Regions from separate parts of the Homo sapiens genome. Here region 2 is linked to region 1. The links are chromatin contacts, found by Hi-C in ENCODE. All regions are on one chromosome and are shown on one strand. The core of a region is the stretch at or near the end of the contact, and the rest is flanking DNA. Distances in the headings are between cores, read along the strand shown.

Region 1 (7,481 bases), core at 266-2,765:
AGCCCTCACGCAACACCAAAAGATCCACACCGGAAAGAGGCCCTACGAGTGCAGGGAATGCGGGAAAGATTTCAGCCGGAGCTCCAGCCTCAGAAAACACGAGAGAATTCATACAGGAGAGAGACCTTATCAGTGTAAGGAATGTGGGAAATCCTTCAACCAGAGCTCAGGCCTGAGCCAGCATCGGAAGATCCACACCCTAAAGAAACCTCACGAGTGCGATCTCTGTGGGAAAGCCTTTTGTCACAGGTCACACCTCATCCGACACCAGCGGATCCACACTGGGAAGAAACCATACAAATGCGATGAGTGCGGGAAGGCCTTCAGCCAGAGCTCCAACCTCATTGAGCACCGCAAGACCCACACTGGCGAGAAGCCCTACAAATGCCAGAAGTGTGGGAAAGCCTTCAGCCAGAGCTCCTCCCTCATTGAGCACCAGCGCATCCACACCGGTGAGAAGCCCTACGAGTGCTGTCAGTGTGGCAAGGCCTTTTGCCACAGCTCTGCGCTGATCCAGCACCAGAGAATCCACACCGGCAAGAAGCCCTACACCTGCGAGTGTGGCAAAGCCTTCCGGCACCGGTCAGCCCTCATTGAGCACTATAAAACCCACACCAGAGAGAAGCCCTACGTGTGCAATCTGTGCGGCAAGTCCTTCCGGGGGAGCTCGCACCTGATTCGCCATCAGAAGATTCATTCTGGGGAGAAGCTATAGAAAGAGGAGCCCACACAAAGCTTGAAAGCCTGTGCCAGATGGAGCCTTTATTCCACGTCGCGTGGTCTCCAAGACCCCACCTACCTCCCTGATGCTGAATGGAAACCTTCCCACCTAAGCGCTCTTGAACATCCCACTAGCAGGAAGGCCCTGTGTGGCCCTGGGCCAAGCACGCCAGCTCTCAGCAGGTTTTCTGCATGGAAGGGAAGGTGGGGTGATAGGGAGGGCAGCCAGAAAAGACAGCTGGCCTTCAGTTTCTCCTTCTTGCATTTGACTCCCAAGCCTACAGGATTTCATTTTGCCCTGTCTTCACATTTCCCAGAATCTAGAAGAATAAATGCCAAGAGGGAGAAAGTTGAATTAAACCCAGGAAAATATCAGAAGAACTCTTTAAAACAGGCTGCAGTCTGGCACTTTTAGAAGACAGAAACCACACTCACAGTCCAAAGCAGTAGAAGAAAAATGAATTCAAAAGTAGATGTGTCAGCAGCAAAGTAGAATTTTCTCACTGCGTTGGGCATTGGTGGGGACAACCAAAACAGGTCTGCAGAGCAAAGGCAGGTCTGGAGGGTGGGTCTTGAGATTGGGGATGAGGGTGGTGAGCCCCTGGGCGTGGCCTCTTAACCCTCTCCTTAGCCCTAGGGCAGTTTCCCTCAGACAGCTCTGTTACAGGAGGATAGAGATTTGATCCTGTTGGCCAGAGGATGTTTGACACCCAGCCGTGACTCAGCCTGGACACCGGACATGACTGCCCTCCAGGAATAACCCCTCCCTGAGACATAGTGTCCCCAAGACCACAGTGTGCCTTGGACATCAGCAGGGCCTGGGTCTGGTCTGTTCTGGCAATGATGCAGCCCTCCTGCCCCAGTGTCAGGGGACCTGGGAAGCTGGGTGGCTTGTTGGAGGAGGCTGTGTTCTAATCAGAAGGTCTGGGTTCAAGTCCTAGTTCCACCCCCTCCTACCTGGGTGAGCTTGAACAAGTCCTGTAACTTCCCCAGGCTCCATTCCCCCATCCAAGAGTTGGGGTAATGGGAACTGGCCACGTGCCTCTAAGGGTTGGTGCCAGGCTGTCATTCAGAACACAGCCACTGTGAAAGTGCTTTGGCAACTGTGAGCAGTCATGGTGACTGAGGACAGAGACCCAGAGTGACCCCTGCCCCACCCCTGTGCATTTCCACGGACTGGAGAGATGTTCCCGTCTGGTTTCTGAGCAGTGGGACCTCTCATTGAACAGGGCTTTCTCTCCCTCCACCCCTTGCAGCCTGGGCTGTGTATGCCTGCGGATGCAGTGTCCCACACAAGGACACTTCCTCTAGGATGCCATCCTGAGCCTCCTGTAGCAGCAGTGTCATTCTGCACTTCCACATTCTGTCTGTCTTCCCCGCCTGCCAACTAGGAGTTCACGTGGGGCTTGTTTAAACAGTACCATTGCTTGTGTCCCACCTGGACCAGTTCAGTCAGCCCCAGTGGTGGCATGTTTTAAAGCTCCCCAGGTGATTATAACTTCCTAGTGTGCAGCCAGGCTGTGGGCCCTGTGCTGGGCTTTTTTTTTTGAGATGGAGTGTTGCCCTGTTGCCAGGCTGGAATGCAGTGGCGTGATCTTGGCTTACTGCAAGCTCTGCCTCCTGGGTTCAAGCGATTCCCCTGCTTCAGCCTCCTGAGTAGCTGGGACTACAGGTGCGTGCCACCATGCCTGGCTAATTTTTTGTATTTTTAGTACAGACGGGGTTTCACCATGTTGGCCAGGATGGTCTCGATCTCTTGACCTCGTGATCTGCCCGCCTTGACCTCCCAAAGTGCCGGGATTACAGGCATGAGCCTCCACACCTGGCCCATGCTGGGTTTTTGTGCATCCCTCGACAGCTTCCAATGTCAGCCTGCTGGCTTTGGCTGAGCAGAGCTTGAAGGCCATTCTGTCTCAGTGCCCTCACTCCCTGCTCCCCGCACCCGGAGCCTCAGGGATGGGCTCAGGCTGATGGTCAGCTGGGCGCTTGGAAAGTGTTTGGCTGGGGCCTTGGGGATCTCTTTAGTCCTGGCTTCCCTTGGGCTCCTCAGAGCTAGTGGGGAAGGAGGCAGTCTAGGCTGTTTTGAAGTTTCCTAAACATTTATGGCTGGGCTAACATGAACTCATCATGGTAACACTGGGTATTTCAGCTGATCAGAAGCTCAGCATGGCCATTATGCCTAGTTTTGATGAATAAACATGGGAAAGCCATAACTGTTACTAAGTGGGTCTTGATAGGCCAGAGATTTCCAAATGACAGATATGATGGGCTGGAGAGGTCATGGTGGGAGTTCCAGCCATGCCTCTGTCCAGCCCCTGTCTTTGCTACGTATGTGAAACATTTAACATTTAACCAGCACTCCATTGTCCACCAGAACCCTCTGTGTAACCAGTTGGACTGACTGGATGGTGCCCTGGGCATTGCCTGCAAGTGGCCTGTCATTTCAGGCCTGTCTCTATCAAGAGTGAAGAGAGAATGCTAGGATGCAGTGGGGACAGCAGGCGGCATCAAGCAGGGGTCCCTGAAAGATCTACCTCCTCTTTACACCTGCCCCTCTTCCCCACCGTTATCATCTGGCAAATGTCTGTTACCTATCTTTGGTTTCTCCCTCCCCATCCTTCCTGCACACCCCAGCCAAATTGATTTTTAAAGCATCATTTTGCACAAGTCACCACTCTCCTTAAAACCAACTTTCAGGAGCTTTCCTGCACGTAAACCCTCGTTTCAGCCAACCTGGTTTACCCACTCTGAGCAAGCCGCATGGAGATCAGGCCGCCCCTGCCCACTCCAGCATCACTCCCAGCTCATAATTCTGTGCTGTTCTTGCATTTTGAAATGTGCACTTTCTCCTCCTCTCCCTCCCTCTCTCTTTCTAATTTTTGTGTAACGTGGAGATGAAGATCCCCCCTCTCTCCCAAGGGTTAACAGATAAACATGGTAAGACCAGGTTCTTTTTTGGAAGTATGACCAGAGCCTCATTCCCTCTGTTCAAATTCTTTCCTTGTTTTATTAGTTTTTTTTTTTTTTTTTTTTTTTTTGAGACAGAGTCTCACTGTCACCCAGGCTGGAGTGCAGTGGTGCGATCTTGGCTTGCTGCAACCTCTGCCTCCCGGGTTCAAGTGATTCTCCTGCCTCAGCCTCCTGAGTAGCTGGGATTACAGGCATGTGCCACCACGCCTGGCTAACTTTTGTATTTTTAGTAGAGATGGGGTTTCACCATGTTGGCCAGGCTGGTCTCGAACTCCTGACCTCCTGATCTGCCTGCCTTGGCCTCCTGAAGTGTTGGGATTACAGGCGTGAGCCATGTGCCCAGCCAGCTTATTAGATTTTTTTTTTTAAACTCTCTCATTCTATTTAGATTCTCAAACAGTGTAAAGTTATAAAAGATCATCCCTGGCAATATTTTAATCAATTATCTTTTAATTTAGTTGTTCTTTGTTTTTGTTGTCCTACCTTTTTTTTTCTTTTTTCTTTTTTCTTTTTTTGAGATGGAGTCTTGCTTTGTCACCCAGGCTGTAGTGCAGTGGGGCGATCTCGGCTTACTGCAAGCTCTACCTCCCAGGTTCAGACCATTCTCCTGCCTCAGCCTCCCAAGTAGCTGGGACTACAGGCACCCGCCACCACGCCCGGCTAATTTTTTGTATTTTTAATAGAGACGGGGTTTCACCGTGTTAGCCAAGATGGTATCTATCTCCTGAGCTCGTGATCCGCCCGCCTCGGCCTCCCAAAGTGCTGGGATTACAGGTGTGAGCCACCGCGCTCGGCATTTTTTTATTTCTTCTTCTCCTTAGAGTGACAGCTTTGTCTGCACTCCGTAAGTTTTGACGTGGTGTTTTTTGTTATAGTATTAAGAATTTCCTTTTGCCCAAATGTTATTATTTAAAAATATTTCTAAGTGGGCCGGGCATGGTGACTCACACCTGTAATCCCAGCACTTTGGAAGGCCGAGGTGGGTGGATCACGAGGTCAGGAGTTTAAGACCAGCCTGGCCAACATGGTGAAAACCCGTCTCTACTAAAAATACAAAAATTAACTGGGCATGGTGGCGGGTGCCTGTAATCCCAGCTACACGGGAGGCTGAGGCAGGAGAATCGCTTGAACCCGGGAGGCGGAGGTTGCAGTGAGCCAAGATTGTGCCACTACCCTTCAGCCTGGGTGACAGGGCAAGACTCCATCTCGGGGAAAACAACAACAACAAAAACAAAAAATAGCCGGGAGCGGTGGCTCAAGCCTGTAATCCCAGCACTTTGGGAGGCCAAGACGGGCAGATCATGAGGTCAGGAGATCGAAACCATCCTGGCTAACACGATGAAACCCTGTCTCTATTAAAAATACAAAAAATTAGCCGTGCGTGGTGGCTACAGGCAGCTGTGCGCCTGTAGTCCCAGCTACTTGGGAGGCTGAGGCAGGAGAATGGTGTGAACCCGGGAGGCAGAGCTTGCAGTGAGCCGAGGTGGTGCCACTGCACTCCAGCCTGGGCAAAAGAGCTAGACTCTGTCTCAAAAAAAATATATATAAAAAAAATTTCTAAGTGATGAATGCTTAGGGTATTGCTGCTTATTTCTTACTGTACTGTGGTGTCAACATTTCTAAGTGTCCATAGGACTTCTTTGGGCCTGAATATATTATCAGTTTTTATAAAAGCATTTGTGTAATCTCAAAATGTGTTTTTATTCTACCAGTTCTATTTGTTAACTCAATTTTTTCATTATTTTATTCAAATCCATATTTTCTCTGACTTTCATTTACTTTAGAGTTCTTAATCTGGGGGTCCATGGCCTGCCTAGGAGTCTTTAGCATGTAGGGGTTTAGGAGTTGCAGACCCCTAGGGATCGAACAAAGCTGGGTATGTGCTTGAAGGAATTTTGCTGGGACAAGGATCTGTAGTATTTACTATATTTTTAAATGCCTCTGTGACACCAAAGCAGTTCAGAACACTCATTTACCTGATCTAATCATAGTTTGATGTTTGTGTGTTATATCTCTATGTATTCCTGTTTCACTTTTAATTTCTGTATGTGTATTGTCGCTATGTTGTGCAGTTTTTCTCAAGTCATTTTTGAGAAATAGGCAGGGTATGAATTATCAATAAATAAGTATCATGTTTGGGGCATATATATTTAATAGTGATATATTGAAAAACTCGGCCAGGCACAGTGGCTCATGCCTGTAATCCTAGCACTTTGGGAGGCCAAGGTGGGCGGATCACTTGAGGTCAGGAGTTTGAAACGAGCTTGGCCATAATAGTGAAACCCCATCTCTACTAAAAATACAAAAAATTAGCTGGGCATGGTGGTTTGTGCCTGTAATCCCAGCTACTTGGGAGGCTGGGGCAGAAGAATCACTTGAACCCGGGAGGTGGAGGTTGCAATGAGCAGAGATTGTGCCACTGCACTCCAGCCTGGGTGACAGAGCAAGACTCCATCTCAAAAAAAAAAAAAAAAAAAGAAAAAGAAAAACTATGCTAAGTACCCTCTTTGCCTCTTTTAATATTTCTAGCTTAAACTTGTCTTTTCCAAATATTATAATTGAAGCCCCCTGCTTTTCTTGAATTTGCCTGGTAGAGTTTAGCTCAGCATTTTGTTTTTTAAATTTGTGTATATATTTTGCTATACATCTACATAAACAACAAATTGTTAGAGTTTGTTTTCTGGTTCTTTCTGTAATTTATTTTTGTACGAGAAGTTCTATCATTAATACTATTGAGCAAGGCATAATTTATTTTCATTTTAATATTTTAATATATATTAACTAATTTAACCTCAAAAAGCCATGCTCACCCCTCACTCCCATCTCTAGGAGTTATTAACCATATGTGGAGTGTCATTTCTGGATAGACTAGAGGTCTGCCATTGGGCCCACCTGTCTCTCTTCTTGTCACATTTGGGTTCAGTGCCAAGATCTGCCCTGAGCCCATTCCTCAAGTTACAGCCTCTGACTTCAGGGTCCTAAGCTATAACATGGGGGAATGATGACACTCACAGCCTTGGGGGCCTCAGTGGTATAAGGAATGCAAACATGCTTAGCAAACTATCAGGTGCAGTTGATTATTACACTATTAGTGTTTTGAAGTATTTCTTTCTTTCTTTTTTTTTTTTTTTGAGATGAAGTCTTGCTCTGTAGCCCAGGCTGGAGTGCAGTGGTGCGATCTCGGCTCACTGCAACCAGGATCAAGCGATTCTCCTGCCTCAGCCTCCAAAGTAGCTGAGATTACAGGCACGCGCCATTGCACCTGGCTAATTTTTTTTTTTTTTTTTTGGGGGACGGAGTCTCACTCTGTTGCCAGGCTAGAGTGCAGTGGCGTGATCTCAGCTCACTGCAACCTCCACCTCCCAGGTTCAAGCGATTCTCTTGCCTCGGCCTCCCAAGTAGCTGGGATAACAGCTGGGATAACAGGCATGCGCCACCATGCCCTGCTAATTTTGTATTTTTAGTAGAGGCATGGTTTCCCCATGTTCGCCAGGCCGGTCTCTATCTCCTGACCTCAGGTGATCCACCAGCCTCAGCCTCCCAAAGTGCTGGGATTACAGACATGAGCCACTGCGCCTGGGCCTCCTATGAGTCTTTAATGCCAAGGATGCTTCCTCAGGATAAAGGCTTATGTCCATTTCAGTGTCGACTGTCAGGGACTCAGCTGCAGACTCTTTTGACTCATCTGCTTTTTATTTGTTTTTAATTTTTTTGCAAGCCTTTATGCTGCTTTCCTGTCTTTCTCCTCTTCCTGAGTTCTCTTCCCCATACCTACAGCGTGGCCTCCGCAC
Region 2 (7,481 bases), core at 3,715-6,214, 530 kb before region 1:
CAAGGCTACGGTGAGCTGTGATCACCTCTCCAGCCTGGGTGATAGGGTGAGACTCAGTCTCTGAAAACAACTAAAAATAAAAAAAGTTGAATAATGAGTCTTCTTTTTAGAGGCAATGTATTTTTCCTCTTTAACTTTTTGTTTTCCTTAGGCTATATGCACAATAGACAAAGTTGAAATTTAATCTTAATCTCTTAAACCCTTACTGTCCAAACACATCAAACTCAAAAAAAAAAAAAAAAGGTGAAAGGTGTACAAGAGAAAAAAGGGAAGTGATCTGTGTCAAATGTACATTCCTTCCACAATTTGGGATAAAAATGATGCCTACCTGGTCTCTGGGTGCCAAAATAAGACATTAGAGACACTCCCCTCCTTCAAGAAATAAAATTGGAATCAGACACTAAGGTACAATTAAACAGACTTTGAAAAGTTGGTACGCACTACTGGGAGGTGTCTCACAGCTGTCAGGGTCAAGTGCAACTAGAATAAAAGCTCCTAAGGGCAGAAACTAAGTGGCTCACTTCCTCTGTAACACTGCCGTGCCCAGCACTGTACCAGCACCCCAGCAGAGTCAACAACTTTCTGTCAAGCCACACACTTACGGTCTCATTGTCCAGTGGAGGCCGCAGACGAGACATAGTGTGCCAAATCCCAAATGCACAGGGTGCCAGACAAGTCTGCAGGAGGCAGGAGGACTAGGGAAGCCTTCCAGGCAAGGTGATGCCTGAGCTGAGTTGTTTTTCTTTTGAGTTTGGAACATTAATTTAATCGGAGGAAAACAAGGGACATGAAAAGGGCAAGGAAATAAGAAAATGAGCTGAGTTTTGAAGGCAATGATCAGATGAAGTGAGAGAAGAATATTCCAGCAGAGGGAGACAAGGAGACTGCAGAGATTTCAAGGGGCCAAGAGCTGTTCAGTGCAGCTCAGTGAAGCACCTAAACAGAGGTAGGGGAAGGAGAACAGGGGTCAAAGCCCAGTATTGAAGTGTTCTGGATACCAAGCTAAGGAGACCTTATTACGAAGGTACTGGGGCTGCTGAAGGGTTTAAATGGGAAAGTGATTGTGAACAGATTAATAGTTTGGAAAGATACAGGCAGAAGTAAACCTCTGGATTTAACCAAAAAATAAAGGACAGAACCACAATGAAGATGTTTGGAAAAGATCAGGAAAAACACTGTTAAAAGATATTCACTCTCTTCTCTTATTTACAGATTTCCTTTATGGAATACCAAATTATTCTTTGAAAATAGAGAACTCAGAAGTGGCTGAGAGCAGTCAGTCAGTCTTCAGAATGTAAAAACTACTATTCTGAAGAAGTAGATATTACATTATTAATTTCATTTCAAGATGCTTTAAAAACGTGCCTTTTGATACACTGCAGGTTTTTTAAGAGTATGTCACAATAACTCTAAATCTTACTTGAAATTAATAGAAGAGCACTATAAATTTTAAAGGCTTCACAGACACAGGGATCATCTGTTATGTTCACTTTGGAACAGATCATAATTGTCCCTCCCTCTCAACATACCCAAAATACGTTGTTTAAGGCTACTTTCCTAATGGTCATGTTATTTCACAGTAAAAGACTGAGGTCACAATGATTTCTGAGCTGACAGAAAACCCCATGGGGGTTCTTTACCTCGCATCTAGTCTATTCAGTACTAACAATTCCAACCACCAGAAAGAATTTCCCTGCCTAGGCTTATTTGTTGGCACAACACAAAAAAATCTCCTGGGGCTGGGTGAGGTGGCTAGTGCCTGTAATCTCAGCACTTTGGGAGGCCAAGGCAGGCGGATCACCTGAGGTCGGGAGTTCCAGACCAGCCTGACCAACATGGAAAAACCCTGTCTCTACTAAAAATACAAAATCAGCCAGGGGTGGTGGCACATGCCTGTAATCCCACCTACTTGGGAGGCTGAGGCAGGAGAATCGCTTGAACCTGGGAGGCGTAGGTTGCGGTGAGCGGAGATCATGCCATTAGACTCCAGCCTGGGCAACAAGAGCGAAACTGTCTCAAAAACAATTATATCTAATAAAAAAGATCTATTTAACAATGATCAGAATAGGAACATCTTTAATGCCATGCAAATTTAACAGCTTTCTCAGTGGATTTCTCAGTAGACTGTGACCAATGATCTCAAAATAAACTCATATTTACTCTTAAGAAATACTCTATATTTGAATCTTCTTAACAGCAAAAGCCCCAGGAACTTTTTCCTGAACTCCCTAACAGCAGCAGGAAAACAAGAGATTCTCGGCTCTCTTTATTTTTAAAAATCACAATAACTACCCTTGCATTTACTATTTACGTTTACCATATATCACCATTTACTATCACCATCATTTCATAAAAGATGCTTTATTTTAACACCAAGAAAGCAGAACTTTTTTAAAGAAAAGATAGTCCTTCAATTGAATAAATTGAATTGTATAAAAGACTCCCAATATTGTCCTTTTTTTCTTATTTCTGTTCCCTTACTGAGCTGAGCAGTTTGCATAATACCACACACAGGTTAGTCATGTGATTTAAATATGTATATGATAGTAATTTTGATACTATCACTTAAGTCATTCGAAATATCAGATGCACTGTGTGTCAAGTCAGTTATAGAGAACCACTGCTTCAGAGAAATCACATCTGAGGAAGAAACACCGCAGATACACCTCCTAAAAGTTCACCTTTGAAACAGAAATTTTGATACAAACTTCACTTTAACTACAACTGTAATTGTAATTATTACAGTTATTCTCCACTCACTAGATACTGTACTTGACACTCACGTTATTTAGTTGGCTACCAACGTGCACCTGTGATAAAGCTTTCCTATGGCACAACATTCACTTTCTTACTGAAAATGTCAAGAAAACCCCTACACACCTGCAACCATTAGGAAGCATTCTCCAGCTATCAAAAAAGTCACTGAATCGGCTAAGCGACTCTGTGTGGTATACACTAAATCAAAGGGGAAAAGGTGTTTTTTTGGAGGAAAAAAATACTGGATTAGCCATTTATTGAAACAATTTTACCCACAACAATACTTCTCCTTTCACTATATACCCTTCTATGTTGGTTTGGTTATTTTACAACATACATGTATATTGTAATAGCTGTTTTTTTTTTTTTTTGAGACAGAGTCTCACTCTGTCGCCCAGGCTGGAGTGCAGTGGCGAGACCTCGGTTCACTGCACCCTCTGCCTCCTAAGCAATTCTCCTGTCTCGGCCTCCCGAGCCGCTGGGATCACAAGCGTGTGCCACCACGCCCGACTAATTTTTATATTTTTTGTAGAGACGGGGTTTCACCATGTTGGCCAGGCTGGTATCGAACTCCTAACCTCAGGTGATCCACCCGCCTCGGCCTCCCAAACTACTGTGATTACAGGCGTGAGCCAGGGAGCTCGGCCTTGTTATATCTGGTTTTTGTTTTTTTGAGACGGAGCCTCGCTCTGTAGCCCAGGCTGGGGTACAGTGGCGCGAACTCGGCTCACTGCAACCTCCGCCTCCCGGGTTCAAGCGATTCTCCTGCCTCACCCTCCTGAGTAGCTGGGATTACAGGCGCGCGCTTTTTGTATTTTTAGTAGAGACAGGATTTCACCATGTTGGTCAGGCTGGTCTTGAACTCCTGACTTCAGGTGATCCGCCCGCCCCGGCCTCCCAAAGTGCTGGGATTACAGGCATGAGGCACCGCGCCTGGCCTGGTTTTTAATTACGAAGAAAAAATTACTATAGTCCCTTTGGTATCACCTACATTGGCAAAATTGCAGTCCCCCTCCACTCCCTGAAGCCACCAGAAATGACTGCTGTTGTCTACAAAGCCTACAGCTCTGATTTCATCTCAAGATGTGTCCTACTGGGTGACAGCAAATGCCATTTTTTAAAGGCTTGTATCTGTTATAAGCTTGGGAAATATTATCATGGCTTAAGAGGCTCTTTTGACAAAAGAAAACACTGTTCCCTGAAATCACCTGGGCTGTTCACGGGAATCTTTTCCTCGCCCTTCTGGTACTTGGACAAATGATCAAGGATATCAACAAATCAAGGTTCCCCGCATTTGAATGATCACAGAATTTTTGCGTGTTCTGTAAATGGGCTAAAACTACTGGAAACTGATTTCTTTTCGTCATCTCCAGGGCAGCTTGCCCAACGTGCCGCGACTATGATGTCTTAGACTTAACTACTTAAGGTAATACAATTACCAAATTCCTGGAAACGCAAAATTTCCTCAGACAGGTACCGGATTATTCACATCCAACCTGATGCAATTAACCACGTCTCAAGAAAAAAGGACGTTCCGTCCGCCTCGGGCGCCGGCCACAGCAGAAGCAGCACCGGCAGCAGGCCCGGGGTCCGCCGCCTGTGGCCCCTGCTCCTCCGCTCTGCGCCCTCGGGGCCACTGAACAACGCTGTCCCCGCCCCAGGCAAGGGACCCGGGCGATGGGGCGGCAGCCCCAGCCTCTCCCGGAGCGGCGGAAAGGCAAGCACGAGGGTCGCACCCGGCCTGTCTGCACACAGTCAAGCCGCAAGCGGGGTCCCAGAACCAGCTGAACCCCAACACCAACGGACGAAGGCCAGTGGGTCTCGGCGGCGAAGCCTGCGGGTTGTTCCAGAAGCCCCGAAGCCCAGAACGAGGACGGCGCGGGAAGGGAAAGGCGCAGGCGCGGGACACACTGGAGGGGCCCAGGAGCAGAGACGGCGCAGGCGCTGGGCCTGCCGGGGTCTGCGGGGACGCCCGGGCGCGGCAGCGCGGGCGGCGCTGAGGCGATAAACCAACCCGCCAGCGAACACTGCGGGAACCCGGCTGCTGCTCTTACCGCGCTGCACCGCATCGCTCCCTCGCAATCTCCTGGTTTGGGCTGGGCGGTGAGCTCACCCGGTGGCTCAGCCGAGACCCGTTGAGTCCGGCCTCAGGAAAGCAGCCTACCCCGCAGCGCCGCTTGCCGGGCCGCCCGGCCTCCCTCGCGGGCCCCGCCCTTGGCCAGCCCCTTCGCGCCCAGCAGGGCTGCGGCCGTCTGCGCAGGCGTCGTGGAGGCCCCGCCTACATTCCTTCACTGCGCAGGCGCCGCCGTCCCCCACCACCACCCCCTCCCCTTCCCCCATCTCCGGCTCGCGTCCGTCTCGGCACTGGGTCGCGCAGCCGCTCTGCCACTTGGCCGGTCAAGAAAGTAGCCGGCCAGCCGGTGCGCATGCCTCAGGTCTTGGGCTGGAGCCGGGCAAGGCGGGTCCCTTCAGAGGCCCCACTGGGCCCAGCGGAATGATGCTCAGAGTCCGCTAGTCCCAAAAGTTCTCCTCAGCGTGTTTACCGTGTGCCAAGGACTGTGCTATGCATGAGCCAGACAGCAGTGAGGAAAACACAAAGCCCTGTCCTCCTGGCACTCCCGGTACATAAGGGAACAGACAAAAAGAATAAGCGAGCAACATATATGTATATATATATGTATATACATATATATATACGTATATATATATACGTATATATATATGTATATATATACATATATATATACGTATATATATATGTATATATATGTGTATATATATACATATATATATGTATATATATATATATATATATATAAAATATTAAAGAAATTCTGGGGGAGTTCGAGTTCCATCGGCCCCCATCCGGGCCACCCTGCCACCTTAGCGGCTGCTCCTCCCCAGAATGCTGATGCCTAAGAAAAACCGGATTGCCATTTATGAACTCCTTTTTAAAGAGGAAGTCACGGTGGTCAAGAAGGATGTCCACATGCCTAAGCACCTGGAGTTGGCAGACAAGAATGTGCCCGGCCGGGCGCGGTGGCTTAGGCCTGTAATCCCAGCACTTTGGGAGGCCGAGGCGGGCGGATCACGAGGTCAGGAGTTCAAGACCAGCCTGGCCAAGATGGTGAAACCCGTGTCTACTAAAAATACAAAAATATTAGCCAGGCGCGGTGGCAGACACCTGTAATCCCAGCTAGTCGGGAGGCCAAGGCAGGAGAATTGCTTGAACCCAGGGGGCGGAGGTTGCAGTGAGCCGAGATCGCGCCCCTGCACTCCAGCCTGGGCGACAGAGTGAGACTCCTCTCAAAAAAAAAAGAATGTGTGTGCCCAACCTTCCTGTCATGTAGTCCCGAGGCTACTACGTGAAGGAACAGTTTGCCTGGAGACATGTCTACTGGTACCTTACCAATGAGGATATCCAGTATCTCCGTGATTACCTTCATCTGCCCCTGGAGATTGTGCCTGCCACCCTACGCCGCAGCCGTCCAGGGACTGGCAGGCCTCGGTCTAAAGGTCTGGAGGGTGAGCGACCTGCAAGACTCACAAGAGGAGAAGCCGACAGAGATACCTACAGAAGGAGTGCTGTGCCCCCTGGTGCCGACAAGAAAGCCGAGGCTGGGGCTGGGTCAGCAACCGAATTCCAGTTTAGAGGCAAATTTGGTCGTGGACACCGTCAGCCACCTCAGTAGAATTGGAGAGGATTATTTTGCATTGAATAAACTTACAGCCAAAAAGACTTAAAAAAAAAAAAAGAAAAAAATTGTATTATGTCGCAAATGAACCTGTTGCAATGATCATACAGGTTTTTTCCTTTGATAGTTTGTACTACTTTAATAGTTTTTTCTTTTATTACATAATCTTAGTTTCCTAGGAAAACCCCAACTTGGTCGTGATACATGTTTAATCCATTGCTGGATTATTTGCTAATATTTTATTTAGCGTTTTTGCATATATGTCCATAAGAAGTTAGTCCATACTTTTGCCTCCTTGTACTATTTATGTCTGGTTTGGTTTTAAGCCTATACTAAATTCACAGTGAGTTGGGGAGAATTCCATTTGCTTCTTTTTCTGAAAGATTATCTAGGCTGGGCACTGTGGCCTACGCTTGTAAAACTAGCATTTTGGGAGGCCGAGGTGGGCGGATTACCGGAGGTCGGGAGTTCAAGAACAGCCTGGCCAACATGGTGAAACCCCATCTCTACTAAAAATACAAAAAATTAGCCGGGCACACCTGTAATCCCAGCTACTCTGGAGGCTGAGGCAGGATAATTGCTTGAACCTGGGAGGCAGAGGTTGCAGTGAGCAGAGATCACGCCACTGCACTCCAGTCTGGGCTACAAAGCGAGACTTTCTGTCAAAAATAAATAATTAATTTTTAAAAATTATGTAGAAGATAAAAACTTTATGTTCTTTTTAATGTTTGCTGTCCATAAAATCATCTGGGCCAGGTACTTTTCTTTGGTTTTGTTTTTTTGTGAGATTTTTGAGGGGATGGGATACAGATTTTTTTTTTTTTTTTTTTTTTTTTGAGACGGAGTCTCGCTCTGTCGCCCAGGCTGGAGTGCAGTGGCACCATCTCGGCTCACTGCCAGCTCCGCCTCCCGGGTTCACGCCATTCTCCTGCCTCAGGCTCCCGAGTAGCTGGGACTACAGGCACCCACCACCAGGCCCGGCTAATTTTTTGTATTTTTAGTAGAGATGGGGTTTCACCATGTTAGCCA

What was found. Hi-C counts contacts between places; a loop is a spot of excess contacts on that map. Pooled maps may share reads with other maps.
Region 2: a loop to region 1 is called in a map of psoas muscle, with 10 times the contacts of the local background. The contact joins the promoter of SPECC1L here to the enhancer-like site in region 1. A Hi-C loop is called at or near these places in 1 of 168 maps with a recorded cell type or tissue (psoas muscle), 2 of 37 single-sample maps with no recorded cell type and 7 of 50 pooled maps.

Annotation. Positions count from the first base shown.
Region 1 is chr22:23,737,034-23,744,514 of GRCh38, reverse strand. ZNF70 (zinc finger protein 70) reads left to right here. Exons shown (of 2, transcript NM_021916.4): 2 at 1-5,833. The coding sequence ends at 715. Among named protein-coding and RNA genes, the nearest start is that of ZNF70, 10 kb to the left of the region's middle. Within about 2 kb of position 1,515, at least 6 of the 41 ENCODE cell types and tissues checked have a DNase peak (open chromatin) inside an H3K27ac peak, as active enhancers do; they include psoas muscle, where a contact is called at or near this core.
Region 2 is chr22:24,268,314-24,275,794 of GRCh38, reverse strand. SPECC1L (sperm antigen with calponin homology and coiled-coil domains 1 like) reads right to left here and starts at 4,964. Exons shown (of 17, transcript NM_015330.6): 1 at 4,812-4,964. SPECC1L-ADORA2A (SPECC1L-ADORA2A readthrough (NMD candidate)) reads right to left here and starts at 4,978. Exons shown (of 20, transcript NR_103546.1): 1 at 4,812-4,978. It also overlaps the pseudogene RPS10P29. RefSeq lists enhancers at 622-671, 4,506-4,585 and a silencer at 4,646-5,175.